2 separate regions of the Mus musculus genome follow, and region 2 is linked to region 1. A link is a loop called in an ENCODE intact Hi-C map of the cell type or tissue named here. Cell type or tissue: heart. All regions are shown on one strand.

The links. Peaks named below come from ENCODE experiments on the same cell type or tissue, not always from the same donor. Only the 100,000 strongest peaks of a DNase experiment are listed, where the experiment ranks them.
Region 2: it touches region 1 in a loop (6-fold over the local background); 7 of 42 quality-filtered maps call a loop at or near these places.

Annotation. Positions count from the first base shown.
Region 1 is chr12:76,347,917-76,355,916 of GRCm38, forward strand. Zbtb25 (zinc finger and BTB domain containing 25) reads right to left here. Exons shown (of 3, transcript NM_028356.2): 2 at 7,973-8,000; 3 at 984-2,357. The coding sequence ends at 1,211. Among named protein-coding and RNA genes, the nearest start is that of Zbtb25, 18 kb to the right of the region's middle. In heart, no CTCF peak of the experiment used is centred here; no DNase peak of the experiment used is centred here.
Region 2 is chr12:75,783,349-75,791,348 of GRCm38, forward strand. All of the region lies in intron 2 of Gm40447, which reads right to left. Among named protein-coding and RNA genes, the nearest start is that of Syne2, 31 kb to the right of the region's middle. In heart, a CTCF peak has its summit at 3,476 (motif pointing right); no DNase peak of the experiment used is centred here.

The sequences.
Region 1 (8,000 bases):
ATGGGTTTTAAGTAGGTCTGGAATGCTCAGTGCATCCACTCCACTGCTTTTACTAACAGAAAAGCGAAAGCTACACCATTGTCAAATCACCCTTATGAGTGACTTTTAGAAAAAAAAACTATCATCAACCCAGGCAGCCTTAATAAGTCTGCAACATTAAGTCAGGGAGATGATACGTATCTTACCATTTTCCTCTTCAAACTTAGGTGATCCTCTTGCTATAAACACCTGAAGGTGTCCAAGAGCACACTGGAGATCTGCCTATCCGCACAAGGTTGGCTCACACAGACCTGTATGACCACTTACGTGAATGCACTGTTTCTCTGCTCAAGCCTTCTTCACTACTGACTTCTCCAGTCCTTCCTTTTAGCTAAAATATTTATTAAAAATGAGGTATACTTGATGGCTAATAAATAAAAGGCCATATAAGAGGTTGGAATGCTAGTAAGTACAGTTAAAACTACTTGTGATTTGGTATAGCCATGTCTTAAAACAAAACAAACTTTTTATACATTATAATATATAGTTATACATTAAAGTAACTACTTACTTCATATATATATATGTGTGTGTGTGTGTGTATATATATATATATGTATATATATATATATATATATATATATATATATATATATATATACACATACATATATTTATACATTAAAATGATTGATTTCCTATATGGCTGAAAATATTTAAAAAATCATTTTCCTAAGAGCATAATTCACATGAAACCTAAGACAAGTGACAGTTTAGAAGTGTATCTGTGTGTGTGCATGTGAGTGTATGCTGGACACTGAACCTAGGGCCTCACACACACTAGGCAAGTACTCTACAGATGAGCTTCAATCCCAGTCTCTAAAATATTCTCTAAAACAGATCTCATCTGCTTCATAGTCAAGTTCATTTTACTGATTCTGCAACCTGGAAAAACAAGAGATTTTATAAATAATCACTCACTCTTAAAGTTTCTACATTAACTTCTGATTTTCAAATTATGATTTAATGTATAGAAAAGCTCATAGGATAATTTGAAAGTTATGTTTAATAGCCATGTCTTATAATGAGAACTGGTTTGTTCAACCTCAAAACACACAACAGATAATATTTTAAGTCAAAAGACCATGAGGAGCTAACTAACTAATTTATGATTAGAAATGGCGTGTAAATCTCCTCCAAGATCAGTATAAAAGTTCTGCCCGAGAAGCTGCTACTCAACGAGGATGGTGTCCACACCCGCTTGTGTGAGCTCTGACTCTAAGGCACAAGGCAAGTCTAAATGTTCTTGTGACAAGCGAGAGCTTTTTAAGGGGACATCGGGCCAGCTGTCACAATACTGCTGAAACCTCTGGGCCAATGAGTTTCCAAACCTTTGGCAACGGTTATATCTGTAGGATTTACCTTTGTGTGTATACATGTGTTCCAGTAACTGGCTCTTTCGAAGAAATTTATGACCACAGATGGTACAACTGATTTTTCTTTTCCTTGAAAAAGAAAAATTACAGTTTAATTCTACTGGCTCTGTGTCTTTGGAGATCAAAGATACTTGACTAATCTGCAAAGGCTCTGAGGTGCCTCGGCTCGAGTGCTCAGGTGATGGCTGCTGCTGCTCATTCTCCTTGACAATGAAGGAGCTGAGCCTCCGGCATTCAAGAGCCTCACTGCTGTCACTAAGTGGATGCACTTCACCAAGGTCATTACTTTCCAAAATGGAAGCAGGGACACCGAACGGGAGAGATCTGGACACGTGGGTATGGAGGTGTTGTCTCAGGTTACTTCGGGATTCAAAGCGCTCCCCACAGTAATGGCATAAGTGGACTTTGATACTGTTTTCTGTAAAAGAGGGGCCAGTCACCTCTGATGAGGATGAGGAGTGGCTTTGGGAGATCACAGACTCTGGATCACATCTCTCCTGCTTGATGGACACTGGGGGCTTCTGGTGCTCCTCCACGGCCTGGGCAGCAGGATGGGTCCTCTGCTGCTCCGCACCGCTGCCATCATCTAGCCCAATTGCCAGAGAGAGCTGCAGCTGGGGGTGGTCACCTGGGACAGCAGCTCTGTTTCCACTGCTACTGGGAGGAGTTTCTTTGATCTCCAGCCCTTGTTTGACAGCTGTTTTCTGGGTTGTTGAAATCTGAATACCATACAAATTAGATGTCTGCACAGTCTCTGGTGAGAACACTTGATTCATTTCAGTTGCAATGTGAGAAAGGTAGTCAGCGTGAAGAAATCGGATCCCTTCCTCCAAACGACTATGATCCACAATCTGTTTTGGCCCTTTTCCTGTGTACATAATATGCAACAAGTAGCTGAATATATCGGGCTGGATGTCAGCTGGTTGTATTTTTATGCATTCACTGTTAAAACAAAAACAAACCCAAACAAAATGAAATACAATCTAGTTGGCCTTTTGGTTTCTAACAATCTTAGGTTAAAACAAATTCTCCCCTAGAGGTTTAAACCTGGCAATCTGCCTTGATGAAACACAACAGGAAAAATCAGTCTTCGAATTTAACTGCTTTTATGGTTCATCAACAAGGCTTTGTGTGTCCAACCTGCTGCCTAACAGCAGGAAACGCAGAGATGCTCAGACTAGTTCACCACCAGGTGACTCCTAAGCAGTACAGACTACTCTAGGTACAAGAGGATAGAGACTAGTGACTAAAATAGTGCTCTGCGTTTACACTGAACATACAGTGAAAGCAACTAACACAGAAACTGGAAAGGATGCCTGTACACTGGTGTTCACGATACCATTATTTACAGTAGCTAAAAGCTGGGAACAACTAAATACCCATCAAAGATGAATGGAGTCAGGTGTTGTGGTGCAGCCTTTAATCCAAGCACTTGGGAGGCTGAGGCAGGTGAATCTCTTTGAATTTGAGGCCAGCCTGGTCTAAATAGAGAGTTCCAGAACAGCCAGAGCTACATAGACAGACCCTGTCCCAAAAAAGAAATAATAAAAGAAAAAAAGAGAGGAAGAGAAAAACAATGGGTTAGCAAAGCAGGCTGTAAAAACATGACGCACGCCATCCTGCCAAGGACAAGGAACTTCTGGGATGGGTTATAACTTTGAACTCTTGAAAACATACTAAGTAAAAAAAAAAGAAAAAAGAAAAAAGAAAAGAAAAGACACAAAAGGCCCAAAATTGTATGGTACCACATTCATGAAATATCTAAATCAGAACCGGGCCATTAGTCCCAGCACTCATGGACAGTCAGGGATAAAGAAAACCCTCTCTGAAAAAAACCAAAACCAGCAAAAGAAGAAACATCTAAGACAACACTTACAAAGACACAGAACTGGGCTGGACAAAGGGCTCAGTGGTTAAAAATATTTGCTGTTCTTCTAGAAGACCTGGTTTTGATTCCCAGCACCCATATGGTGCCTCACAATCGTTTGTGACTCCAGTTCCAGGGGACCAGATGCCCTCTTTTGGCTTAGTGCGCACCAGGCATGCAGGTGGAACACAGACATCATTCAGGCCACACACCCATATACAAGGCATATGAATGTAATTACTGCCATTTAGCTGGATGATTTTAAAGTGTTAATTATAGAGACCCTCCTCCGAAAACCAAAACCAGGGGCCTAGAGAGATGTCTCAGTGCTTAAGAGCACTCACTGCTCTGGCAGAGGACCTGGCTTCAGTTTCCAGCACCCATATAACAGCTCACATCATGCAGACAAAACACTCATACACATAAAAAATCTTAAAAACTAAAAAACAAAATGACAATCAAACAACCAAAAGCAAACCAAACCAACAAAATATTCATATTTTTAAAGGTATATAATGAAACTGTTAATGTTTAAAATGTAAATGAAACGTTTTGGTTCTAAATCTTTAACTCACAAGTAAATACAAGTATAATTTTGAAAAGCATCCTAGGAATTTCAAAGGCAATATGGTTACTAGATAGCATAACAAGGCAGAAGTCAGTGAACTTAAGAGCAGGCGCACCAAAGGGAGATGATGCACTTGAAGAAACGGTGGGCAGCGTCGGTGCACTGTTCCCCTGAAGCAGTTTATTCTGGGAGCCAGGATATTGACAATCTAGTTTCTCTAGTCCTTCATTCCTGACATCCCTGCTTCCTCTCTCAGGTTTCACTCTTTGATCCACTCTGTCTACTCACCAGCATGTTCTATGACATGCATTCTGGGGGTGTAAATTCTGTTACCTAAAGATGTTTGATCAATACAAACACAACACAAGGCAGGCCTCACCTCATTAGGTATTTATTTACATTTCAAATGTTCCTTTTCCTGGTTTCCCCTCTGAAAACCCCCTATCCCCTCCCCTCTCCCCCTGCTCACCAACCCACCCACTCCTGCTTCCTGGCCCTGCATTCCCTACCTGGGGCATCCAGCCTTCACAGGACCAAGGGCCTCTCCTCCCATTGATGACTGACTAGGCCATCCTCTGCTACATATACAGCTAGAGACACGAGTCCCACCATGTGTCTTCCTTGACTGATGGTTTAGTCCCTGGGAGCTCTGGGGGGTACTGGTTAGTTCATATTGTTGTTCCTCCTATGGGGCTGCAAACCCCTTCAGCTCCTTGGGTACTTTATCTAGCTCCTTCATTGGGGACCCTGTGCTCAGTCCAATGTTAGGCTGTGAGGATCCACCGCTGTATTTGTCAGGCATTGGTGGAGCCTCTCCGGAGACAGCTATAACAGGCTTCTGTCAGTAAGCACTTGATGGCATCCACAAAAGTGATTGCATTTGGTGATTAGATATGGGATGAATCCCCAGGTGGGGCAGTCTCCAGCTGGTCATTCCTTCAGTCTCTGCTCCACACTCTTGTCTCTCTAACTCCTTCAATGCCTGTGTTTAGATGGTGCTTTAGAAGCTAAACAACTCACAGCTCAGAGCAGACTGGGTGGAAGATAGCATTTATAATGTGGTGAGTGTAATCTACGGTGTCACATCAGAGACAAAACACCTCTAGCAGGATTTCACTCCAACCTCATCTTTGTACTGTGCCACACTTTCTAGCCATCTTATCTACTCTGTTGTCTGAATGATCATTTTATATCATTTTTATATCATTTTATATCACCTTTGCTTCTGTGACGGTTTGTATATGCTTGGCTTAGGAAGTGGCACTAGGTGGCCTTGTTGGAATAGGTGTGTCACTGTGGGTGTGGGCTTTAAGACCCTCATCCTAGCTGCCTGGAAGTCAGTATTCTGCTAGCAGCTTTCAGATGAAGATGCAGAACTCTCAGCTCCTCCTACAACATGCCTGACTGGATGCTGCCATGTTCCCACCTTGATGATAATGAACAGAACCTCTGAACCTGTAAGCCAGCCCCAATTAAATATTGTCCTTATACCGGGCAGTGGTGGTGCACGCCTTTAATCCCAGCACTTGGGAAGCAGAGGCAGGCAGATTTCTGAGTTCCAGGCCAGCCTGGTCCACAGAGTGAGTTCCAGGACAGCCAGGGTTACACAGAGAAACCCTGTCTCAAAAAAACAAACAAAAAAATGTCCTTAAAAGAGTTGCCATGGTCATGGTGTCTGTTCACAGCAGTAAAACCCTAAGACAACTTCTTTCTTTCTTTTTTCTTTTTCTAAGACAGAGTTTTAATATGTAGTCCAGGCCTGGTACTGCAGTATAGTACAGGCTGGACCCAAACTCACAGTGATTCTCCTGTCTCTGTACCTAAAATGCTAGGAATATAAACATTAGCTACCACACCTGGCTGGGCTAAGCCTTTAATTAATCTTAGTTATATTTGTTTTTATTAGTATGCTCTACGATGGATACCATGAACTGAGTTTAACAGTGATACATAAATATTATGGACCAAATCGTGATCCATGCTATTTCCCCTCCTTATTATTTTAATACCCCTCCTTATATTCCTCTGCAACATCTGAAAGACTCTTCATTTTTCAGATTTGTAAAGTCTGTTTCAAAATTCTGAAAACAGGCCTGCTAGAAGTCTTCTACTTTGTGTACACCTGATGTTTGACACCATCTTACTAACGACAAAGCTCTGCTCTAAACACTTTAATGTCACTAATCCACTGAACTCTTTTAATACCCAGAAGGAGAGTGTATTATTGCAGCATTTAACAGACAAGAAAACTCAAAGTGTTAGGGCTTGAACATGCACTATCCCCTGAAAGCTTAGGTGTACAGTCTTACAGCCTTGGTGGCCAGCTGATGGGCTCTGGGGAAGTGACTAGGTCACGAGGACTCTGGCTTCACCGGTGTAGTCTCCACTCACAGAGTCACAATGTCATGTGCCTGAATTACTTGGAGGTGGGAGACACTGGGAGATGGGGCCAAGGTGGAAGAAGAGTGGAAGAAGAGCCGCTCATGCCAGGGCTGCTTATCTAGTCCCGGTCATCACTGCATACCACAAAGTGCCTGCCTACTACAAAGTGCGTAGCTTTCCTGTTACGCCTTCTTTCATGGTACCTCTGCCTTCCCAGTGTTAAAGTCATGGGCGCCAGGCAGCTGCAAGTGCACTAAAGCCTGAGGCTGCAAGCACAACACATCCTTGTTTTCTTAGGCATCTGTCACAGCACCAGGGAGGGTCTAACACAAGACACATCAATTATTTGCTTTACATTTAATTCTCTATCAGACTATAGATTTCTTGAAAATCTACACACACACACACACACACAGAGAGAGAGAGAGAGAAAATATTTAAATGATTGAACAGTTAAATAAAATATATATAACTGGGATTTGATACCTCAATTTTATGTAAGGTCCTTTAAAAGCAAAAAAAAAAAAAAAAAACCCAACAACCCACTAAATATACAGGGTACCAAGCCTGGTGGCTTGGGCTATGGCTCTAGCTACTCAGAAGGCTGAGGCAGGAAGATCACAAGTTCAAGGTCCTCCTGGGCTACAGAGTGAGTTCAAGGGCAGCCTGGGCAACTCAGTAAGACTCTATGGCAAAATTTATAAATAAATAAATAAATAAATAAATAAATAAGCAAGCAAGCAAGCAAGCAAGCAAGCAAGCGAGTAAGCAATAGTCTAGAACTGTCTAAACATAGACTAGACTAAAATTAATCTTTCCAAGAGCTCAGAATTTGAATTCCCATACTACCAAAATTCAAAAAATGCAAAAGAACACAAAAACAGAAAATGTGAAATAAACACTCTGACTGGTGATGTCCATCTGTGATGGGACAATGTGACACTGAAATGATGTTACACCAGTATCAACAGCCCAGTGCTTAAGCACACAGGTTAACTTCAGACTTACACTTGAGCCCAACCCATCAGCTATTTACTCCTGGATGGGCCATTTAACAGCTCAGTCTCAGCTGCCTTTTTTCAGCTACCACCAGCATAACAGTGGAACTTACATTATAGGACTTCATGTTTGGGTATTGGCTAAGCCTTTTTTGTTGGTAGTGGGTTTTTTGAGACAGGATCTCATTAGGCAGCTTTGGTTAGCCTAGAACTCACAATGTAGACAAGCTGGCCTTAAACTTAAGAGATCCCCTTGCCTCTGCTACCTGAGTGATAAGATTAAAGGAATACAGCCCCACACTGGACTGGGCTAAGCCTTTAATCAATTTGAGTTATACCTGTTTTTATTAAGTATGTTTTACCATGGATACCATGTACTGAGTTTAATACTGATATGTGTGTGTGTATATATATTATAATTAAAAATTTGTATTAGGATAACCCAATAATAAGCCCTTAAACATTGATTCTCAACCTGTGGGTTGCAACCCCTCTAGGGTCAAAAAATCCTTTCACGGGGTCAACTATCAGATACCCTGCATATCAGATATTTATATTACGATTCATAACAGCAAAGTTATGGTTATGAAATAGCAACGAAATAATTTTATGGTTGGAGGTTACCACAACATGAGGAACTATATTAAAGGGTCTCAGCATTAGGAAGGTTGAGTAACCACTGCCTTAAATGATATAATTGTAAATATTAAAAAAATTATCATTTACAAAAGCCCCTTCTTACCTTGTTTGGTGAATAAAAATCATCTTGA
Region 2 (8,000 bases), 560 kb before region 1:
ATGTCTCTGATCTCCTGGAACTGGAGTTATGGATTGCTGTGAGCTACCACACAGGTGCTTGGAATTCAACCTGGGTCCTTTATGGGAGCAACAGGAGCTTTTAACTGCTGAGCTATCTCTCTAGCCTTGAGGGACAATTCTTAAAACATACGTTTCAGTGAAGCACCCTCTGTACAATCTGGGGTGACCAATGTTTTGCAGTTGGGGCATTCAACTTTCTACATAGCAATATGGTGTTGTCATTAACAAATGTGTCGGGCCAAATTCATAGTTATTCTGCGATGTATATGGCTAATGAATGGGCTGCAGACTGGACACCTATGCTAGGTGTTATTCAGTGTTACACTAGAAAAAAAGAGAAGAGGGCACCAGATCCCATTACAGATGGTTGTGAGCTGACATGTGGCTGCTGGGAATTGAACTTAGGAACTCTAGAAGAGCAGTCAATGCTCTTAACCGCTGAGCCATCTCTCCAGCCCAAAGTAATGCTCTCTAGCCTTGGGATCTTCTGTCTCTGTTTCTCTTTTTCTCTTTTTCTATCTCTGTCTGTCTGTCTGTCTGTCTGTCTGTCTCTGTTTCTCTCTGTGTCCGTCCTCTCTAACAGGAAATGCCTTCCTGTACTCTCAGCACTCAGCAGGAGGAAGATCAGGAGGAAGAGAACAGCGGGTGCTACATGAGACCCTGTCTGAAGAATGACAAACCAGGGCTGGAGTGTGGCTCCTTTGGTGATGTGCTTGCCCAGGGTGCATGAGCCCCCCCCCTTCTGGGGGGGGGGAGCGTTCCAGCCCCAGCATTTCTGGACAGGAGTCTTCTTTAGCTATTCAGGTTTTTTCAGATATTGGAACCAGCCGTTCTTCTATGGACTTCTGAGCAAGACTAAGCTTGAAAGAAAACAAAGAACCATTTAGCATTCACTCCAGTGGGTTTGCTTATTTGTTTGATCTACATTAGTGCACTGGACTCTTCTCCCTCTGGCTTCTATTTACCTAGGACTCTGCTGTGATCTCCTCACATTGTGAACTCAACCCAGTGCTCTAGTAGATATTATTTTAGTATTATGCTAAGAGTGTTTCGGAAGTCTGATTACAGTCCATCCATTGTGTGAATGATCGCTATTAAAACCCTTTCTCAATATTGATGGCAAACACCTGTAATCCCAGAGTTCTGGAGGTTGAGGGACAAGTGCCATGAATTCAAGGCTATATAGTAAGTGCCAGATCAGATATAGCTATGGTGTAAGACCTGCCTCCACAATGAAAAATAATAATAAATCACCCCAAATGCACCACACAGAGAACAAGTTTTATCACTTGTCTAAGTGGGTGCCAGGTTTCACCTTGCAGCTGGCTGAACAACTCCACCTACAGCCCAAGATCTGTGGCATATACAGTAGCTGGGAGCATTTCTAGTGTAAGTTTAGATACTTTTCCTTCTGTAGCATTGGCTTGTTGTCTTAGTCAGGGTTTCTACTCCTGCACAAACATCATGACTGAGAAGCAGTTGGTGAGGAAAGGGTTTATTCAGCTTACATTTCCACATTGTTGTTCATCACTGAAGGAAGTCAGGAATGGAACTCACACAGGGCAGGAAGCAGGAGCTGATGCAGAGGCCATGGAGGTATGTTCTTTACTGGCTTGCCTCCCCTGGCTTGCTCAGCCTGCTCTCTTATAGAACCCAAGACTACCAGCCCAGAGATGGTCCCACCCACAATGGGTCCTCCACCCTTGATCACTAGTTGGGAAAATGCCTTACAGCTGGATCTCATGGAGGCATTTCCTCAACTGAAGCTTTCTCTGTGATAACTCCAGCCTGTGTCAAGTTGACAGAAAACCAGCCAGTACAATTGACCCCTTGTCAACTTGACACACAAACACATCACTAGTTAGCCTCAACCCTTAGTTACTTATTCAGCCCCAAGATCTAAATAACTTTAAAAGTCCTACAGTCTTTACATATTCTTAAATTTTCAATCTCCTTAAAATATCCAATCTCTTTTAAAATTCAAAGTCTCTTAACTGTGGGCTCCACTAAAATACTTTCTTCCTTCAAGAGGGAAAAATATCAGGGCACAGTCACAATCAAAAGCAAAAATTAAACTCCAACTGTCCAATGTCTGGGATTCAATTCATGATCTTTTGGGCTCCTCCAAGGGCTTGGGTCACTTCTCCAGTCCTGTCCTTTGTAGCACACAGCTTGTCTTTTAGGGTCCAGATGCCTGTACTCCACTGTTGCTGCTGTTCTTGGTGGTCATCTCATGGTACTGGAATCTCCAAAACACTGCGTCTTCCACTGTAACTTGGCTTCAACAATAGCCTCTCATAGGCTCTCTTCATGGTGCCAAGTCTCAACTCCTTTACATGACCCCTTCAGTCCTGGGCCATCAGTTGCAATTGAGGCTGCACCTTCACCAATGGCCTTCCATGGCCTCTCACAGTGCCGAGCCTCAGCTGCTCTGCATGACACCCTTCAGGCCTTCAAAACCAGTACCACCTGGGTGACACTTACACATTACCAAGTCCAGCCACAGCACAAGGTACAACCTTGGCCATCTCTGGAACACAGCCTCTGTGCTCTCAGAAAACACTTCCCAGAAGATTTCACCTCAATGATGCTGGTCTCTTCTTAATCACCGCTAATTTCTTAGCTCCAGCTAACCAGCATCAATAGTCCCAGTAATGCAAACTTTTCACTTTAGTAGTTCTAGTATTTTGTTAATCACAGCTGATTTTTCAGCCCCAGCTAACCAGAACCACAGAATCTTCACAATCAAAATACCAATGGCCCTGAAAAGAGTCTTTAATCTTCCCTTTGAAATTTCACAAGTCAGGCCTCGATCTTCTGCACTGTTCTCAACATTATCTTCCAAGCTCCTACACAACATCCCACAGAGCTCTTAAAACCAAATGGATCTTTTAGCTTAAAGTTCCAAAGTCCTTCCACAGTCCTCCCCAAAACATGGTCAGGTTGTCACAGGAATACGCCACTTATTATACCAGTTTGTCTTAATCAGGGTTTCTATTCCTGCACAAACATCATGACCAAGAAGCAGTTGGGGAGGAAAAGATTTATCCAGCGTACACGTCTACATTGCTGTTCATCACTGAAGGAAGTCAGGACTGGAACTCACACAGGGCAGGAAGCAGGAGCTGATGCAGGGGCCATGGAGGGATGTTACTTACTGGCTTGCTTCCCCTGGCTTGCTCAGCCTGCTCTCTTATAGAACCCAAGACTACCAGCCCAGAGATGGTCCCACCCACAAGGGGCCTTTCCCCCCTTGATCACTAGATGAGAAAATGCCTTATAGCTGGATCTCGTGGAGGCATTTCCTCAACTGAAGCTCCTTTCTCTGTGATAACTCCAGCTGTGTCAAGTTGACACAAAACCAGCCAGTACTCTTGTATTTAAGAAAAACAAATTTATTAAGGGTCACATTTTTTTCCCTAATTGACAAATAGAAAATTTTGATGTTGTTTGGTAGCATACTCAACTATCTTCTCCACTAGATGTCACTGTTGCACTTTAAAAACGAATATGCTACACTTGCATTAAGAAAGTAACATTATTTAGCCCATGGACAGGGACTCCTGTCCTCCCTCCCTTTCTCCATCTTTCTCTCCCTCCTGACAGGAAGCACTCATCAGCGGGATGGGACATGGTGGTGTTTGCCCCAGTTTCATTACCCCAGGAGGAAGTAGAAAGATTTAGAGTTTGAGGCCTGGCTGAACCATGTGAGATACTGTTTGGGGAAAAACCAAACCAAACCAAACCAAACAAAAAACACCAACAATCAAAAATAGGAAAGAGAAGGAAGGGGGAGGAGAAAGATGAGGGGAAAAAGGAAATTGAAAGATGAGAAGGAGGAGGAGAAATAGGGGAGGAGGGAGGGAAGGAGGGATGGGAGAGGGAGGGAATACTACTAAGACCCAGACACAATGGAGCACTCAGCACTCAGGTGGCAGAGACAGGGGCATTAAGAAAGTAACATTATTTAGCCCATGGACAGGGACTCCTGTCCTCCCTCCCTTTCTCCATCTTTCTCTCCCTCCTGACAGGAAGCACTCATCAGCGGGATGGGACATGGTGGTGTTTGCCCCAGTTTCATTACCCCAGGAGGAAGTAGAAAGATTTATGAGTTCAAAGCTAACCAAGGCTGCATGGTGAGACCTTGTCTCAAAAAAGGGAAAGAAACCTCATCAGGGGTTCTTATCAGTAGGCAAGTATTCAAAAGGGACGGGGTAAGATTTTGTTGCACAGTTTTGTGTGTCCAGATGATAAAGAAAAATCCAAAGTCTATTAAAGAACGGCTGAAACAGGGACAAGCAATGGACCCTAAAGAATTAGAATTGTCCTAGGAATCCCATACCAGAGCTGAGAATGGGATGAACTCTGCCCCCAGGATGAGATTCAGACAGCCAAGTCATCATGCCCACCGTCCCCAGCTGAATCTAGTCCTTGGGCCTCTGGTTCCTTTTGTTTCTTTCAGAAAGACTAAGAGTATGAGGGCTTAGCTCTCCAGTTCTGCCTAAAGTATAAATAAGCCCAGATTCTTTTAGTGGTTTTCAATCTCTTTTTAAAATACAGAGACCATAAAATAGAGGCTCATAGACCTAAGTGACTGGCAAGGCGGCTGGTCTGTCTACTAAAGCATGATGACTTTAACGTTAGGCCTTTATTTTCTCCTCTTCTTCCTCCTCTTCTTCTTTTTAATTACTTGATTCTAGGACTCGGTCTCATAAAGAAGTTCCTTTTTGGTGAATCGTTTTGAGGTGAGGCAAAATGGCAGGGAAAGAAAGGACACGAAGAGGGTAGGGAGACCCCCAAACTCTAGAGTCTGGGTGAAGCCTCCCACTTGAGAATCAAGGTTACCAGCCCAACTAACCTTTGCTGTGAAGGTTGCAGGTAAAAACAATTTCTTTTTTCCTTTCTTTTTCTTTCTTTCTTTTTCTTTTTTCTTTTTTAACACAATTTCTTTTATGTAGAAGCACTTCAAGAAAGCATGTTCAAGAACAACAAGCCAGTTAGAAGGTATGATTCTGGGTAGCATGACACCCTTCTCCCAGGCGCTCACAGCAGAGCTACTGACTTAGTTTGCAGTGAGGATACCCTATTTTCCTGTCTCCACATCTACAGTTTTTTTGCCTTATGACTTTGTTAGCCTGTCTGGTTGCCCTCAGGAGCTAGCCTGGGATCTCATTTAAACTCCTTAGCAATCCTTTGAAGATAAGTCCAGAATGCACCTAAGCCCTATCTATGGCTAAAGAAAACAGAGTTAAGTGAGTTTAGGCGTTCCTTTGTGGAGTTGAGCAACTTCAGGCTTCAGCAGAAATGTAAGTTATTAATGTCTTTAAATCTCTTCTCTCTTCCTCCCGCCCCTCTGTGTGCATGTTCTCTGTGTGTATGTTCATGTGTGTATGCTGGTGCCATAATCCTATGAGGTAAGTGTGGTGGTCAGATGACAACCTCAGGTGTCAGTCTTAATCTTTTACCTTGTTTGGGACAAGGTTTCTTGTCCATTGCTGGGCATTCCAAGCTAGCTGGCCCAAGAGCTTCCAGGAATCTCCTGCCTGCCTCCCACCTTACTGTAGGAGCTCCGGGATTACAAACATATCCTACTGTCTCTGGCTTTACAGGGGATCCAGGCTCAGGCTTCATGTTATGCAGCGAGTTCATTACCCACCAAGCCATCTCTCCAACCTTTAATAAACTTCCCATGTTCCAGACTGGCTTTTCCTGAAACTCCTTTCTGTGGTGAATCCAAGGATCCAGCTTTACCTGAGTTGCTGAAGGCTTAAAGGAATTCCTAACACTGCTTGCTGTATGTAAGGGCAGGAAGCAGTGTGCGGCGTCTCCCACCCCTCTCACCACCATGCACACACACCTGACAGTTTGACTCTGCGGCCTGTTTGGTTTACAGCCCAGGGCCAGCCTTCTGTTGCTGAAGGTGGTTAGAAAATGCCTCATCTTCTTTCCTTTATTTGTTGACCCGAGTTGTGATGCAGTTGATCAAAACGTCAAGTACAGTAAAGTTCAATGTTAAAATAATTAGATAAAAAATTCTTTATTTAAATAACTGCAAAGACAAGAACTTAATTTCCTTTTGCTATACTAACAAAATGGGGGTAGGGGTAGGAGTCCTAGAATATTCTGAGCTGTTATATTTTTTTTCCCTTCTTCCTGAAGTTAGGTTGAAACCTAACAGACTTGAGCACAGTGGGATTCTGGCAGATTCAGTGCTTCTCAGGTAAGGTGCAAGTGCCCCACAGGATTGCCCAGCTGACATCAGCCTGCCAATGGTAACCCAAGCAGACAGGCGAACAACAGGCCCTCACACGAGAGAAAGGGAAACAGAAGCTCCCGGTGTGTGGGTGTGCACTGACTTGCGTCATGGGGCTCATCAACACTTTGAAGAAAAAAGATGTTTTTAAAAAATCTCCATCTGTCTAGAAATTGAGGGGGGAAAAAGCCTACTGAATCTTATATAGGGAAAGAAAATACCATGAAATGTTTAAACTATCCTGAATAAACTATGTCAAAATATAAAATAGTTCTGAGGGACTAAAATGCAACATTAAAATCGAAAGGGATTTTTGTTGTTGTTTGTTTGTTTGTTTCTGAGACAGAGTGTCTCGGGTTTCCCCGGCTGGACACCTTTCTGTAGACCAGGCTGGCCTCAAGAACTCACAGAGATCTCAGGTGTGTGCCACCACCACCCAGATTGAAATTTTGTTTGTTTGCTTGGTTTGTTCTTGTTTTTTGTTTGTTTGTTTGTTTGTTTTGTTTTTGTTTTTTTTTTAAGATTCCGCATCAATAGCCTACATTTTTGTCCTTTTGAGACAGGATAGCACCAATTCATAGAGACCCACCTGCCTCTGTCTCCCGAGTGCGGGATTAAAGGTGTGCGCCACTGCGTGTGCTTGGTTTACAAACCGCTTTCAAACAGGATTTTGGTTTCTTTGAAAAAACACAGAACTATTCTGTGACTATGTTTTTGTTTAATGTGAGGCTGCCGCAGATTGTCCACTTGTGCTCCAACAGGGGTGGGATTTTGCCAGCTGCAGAGAGGTTCTGTGATGGTGTGACGCTTGGAATTCTGGGGACTTTTCAGAGTGTATATAAGCCAGGCTGGAGAATTGGCTCAGCAGTTAAGAGCACTGACTGCTCTTCCAGAGGTCCTGAGTTCAATTCCCAGCAACCACATGGTGGCTAAAAACCATCTGTACTGGGATCTGAAGACAGCAACAGTGTGTGTGTGTGTGTGTGTGTAAAACAAATAAATCCTAAAAATAAATAGATAGATAGATGGATGGATGGATAGATAGACAGACAGACAGATGCTAAGGCCCCAAGAGGTGTGTTTGTTGTTGTTGGTCTGCTGTTGGTTGCTGTTTGTTAAGTAGTCTTGTGTGAAGAATGAGGAGGAGGAAGAAGAGGAGGAGGGAGGAGGAAGGGGAGGAAGAGGAGGAGGAGAAGAAGAAAGTAGATATCCTGACGGTAAAGATAAAACTTGCCCCAAAGAACTCAATACCCCTAACCAGTATTCTGTTTTTCATCTCCTATCTAGTCTTAGGGTGTTGAAAATGTGGGAGAATGGAGGAAGAAAAAAGAACTCAGAAATTAGACAAAGTACTAAATGACAGGTCACAAAACAACCACACCCCCTATCTCCCACCCCTCACCCCCACGCTGGAGGGGAAGCTCAGAAGTTAAGAACATTTGTTGTTCTTGCAGAAGAGTAGGTTTGATTCCCAGCACCCACATGATAGCCAACCACTGTCTGTGACTCCAATTCCAGGGGGTCTGATACCTTTCCTGACTCCCCAGGCTAGCGCACACAAAAGGTGCAAGAACGTACACTTAGGCACACACACACACACACACACACACACACACACACACACACACACAATACATTTCCATTTATGTGTTGATTTTATTTATTTGCTTGGCTGCCCTGGACTATAGACCACGCCTCAAATTCATAGGAATTCACCTGTCTCTTC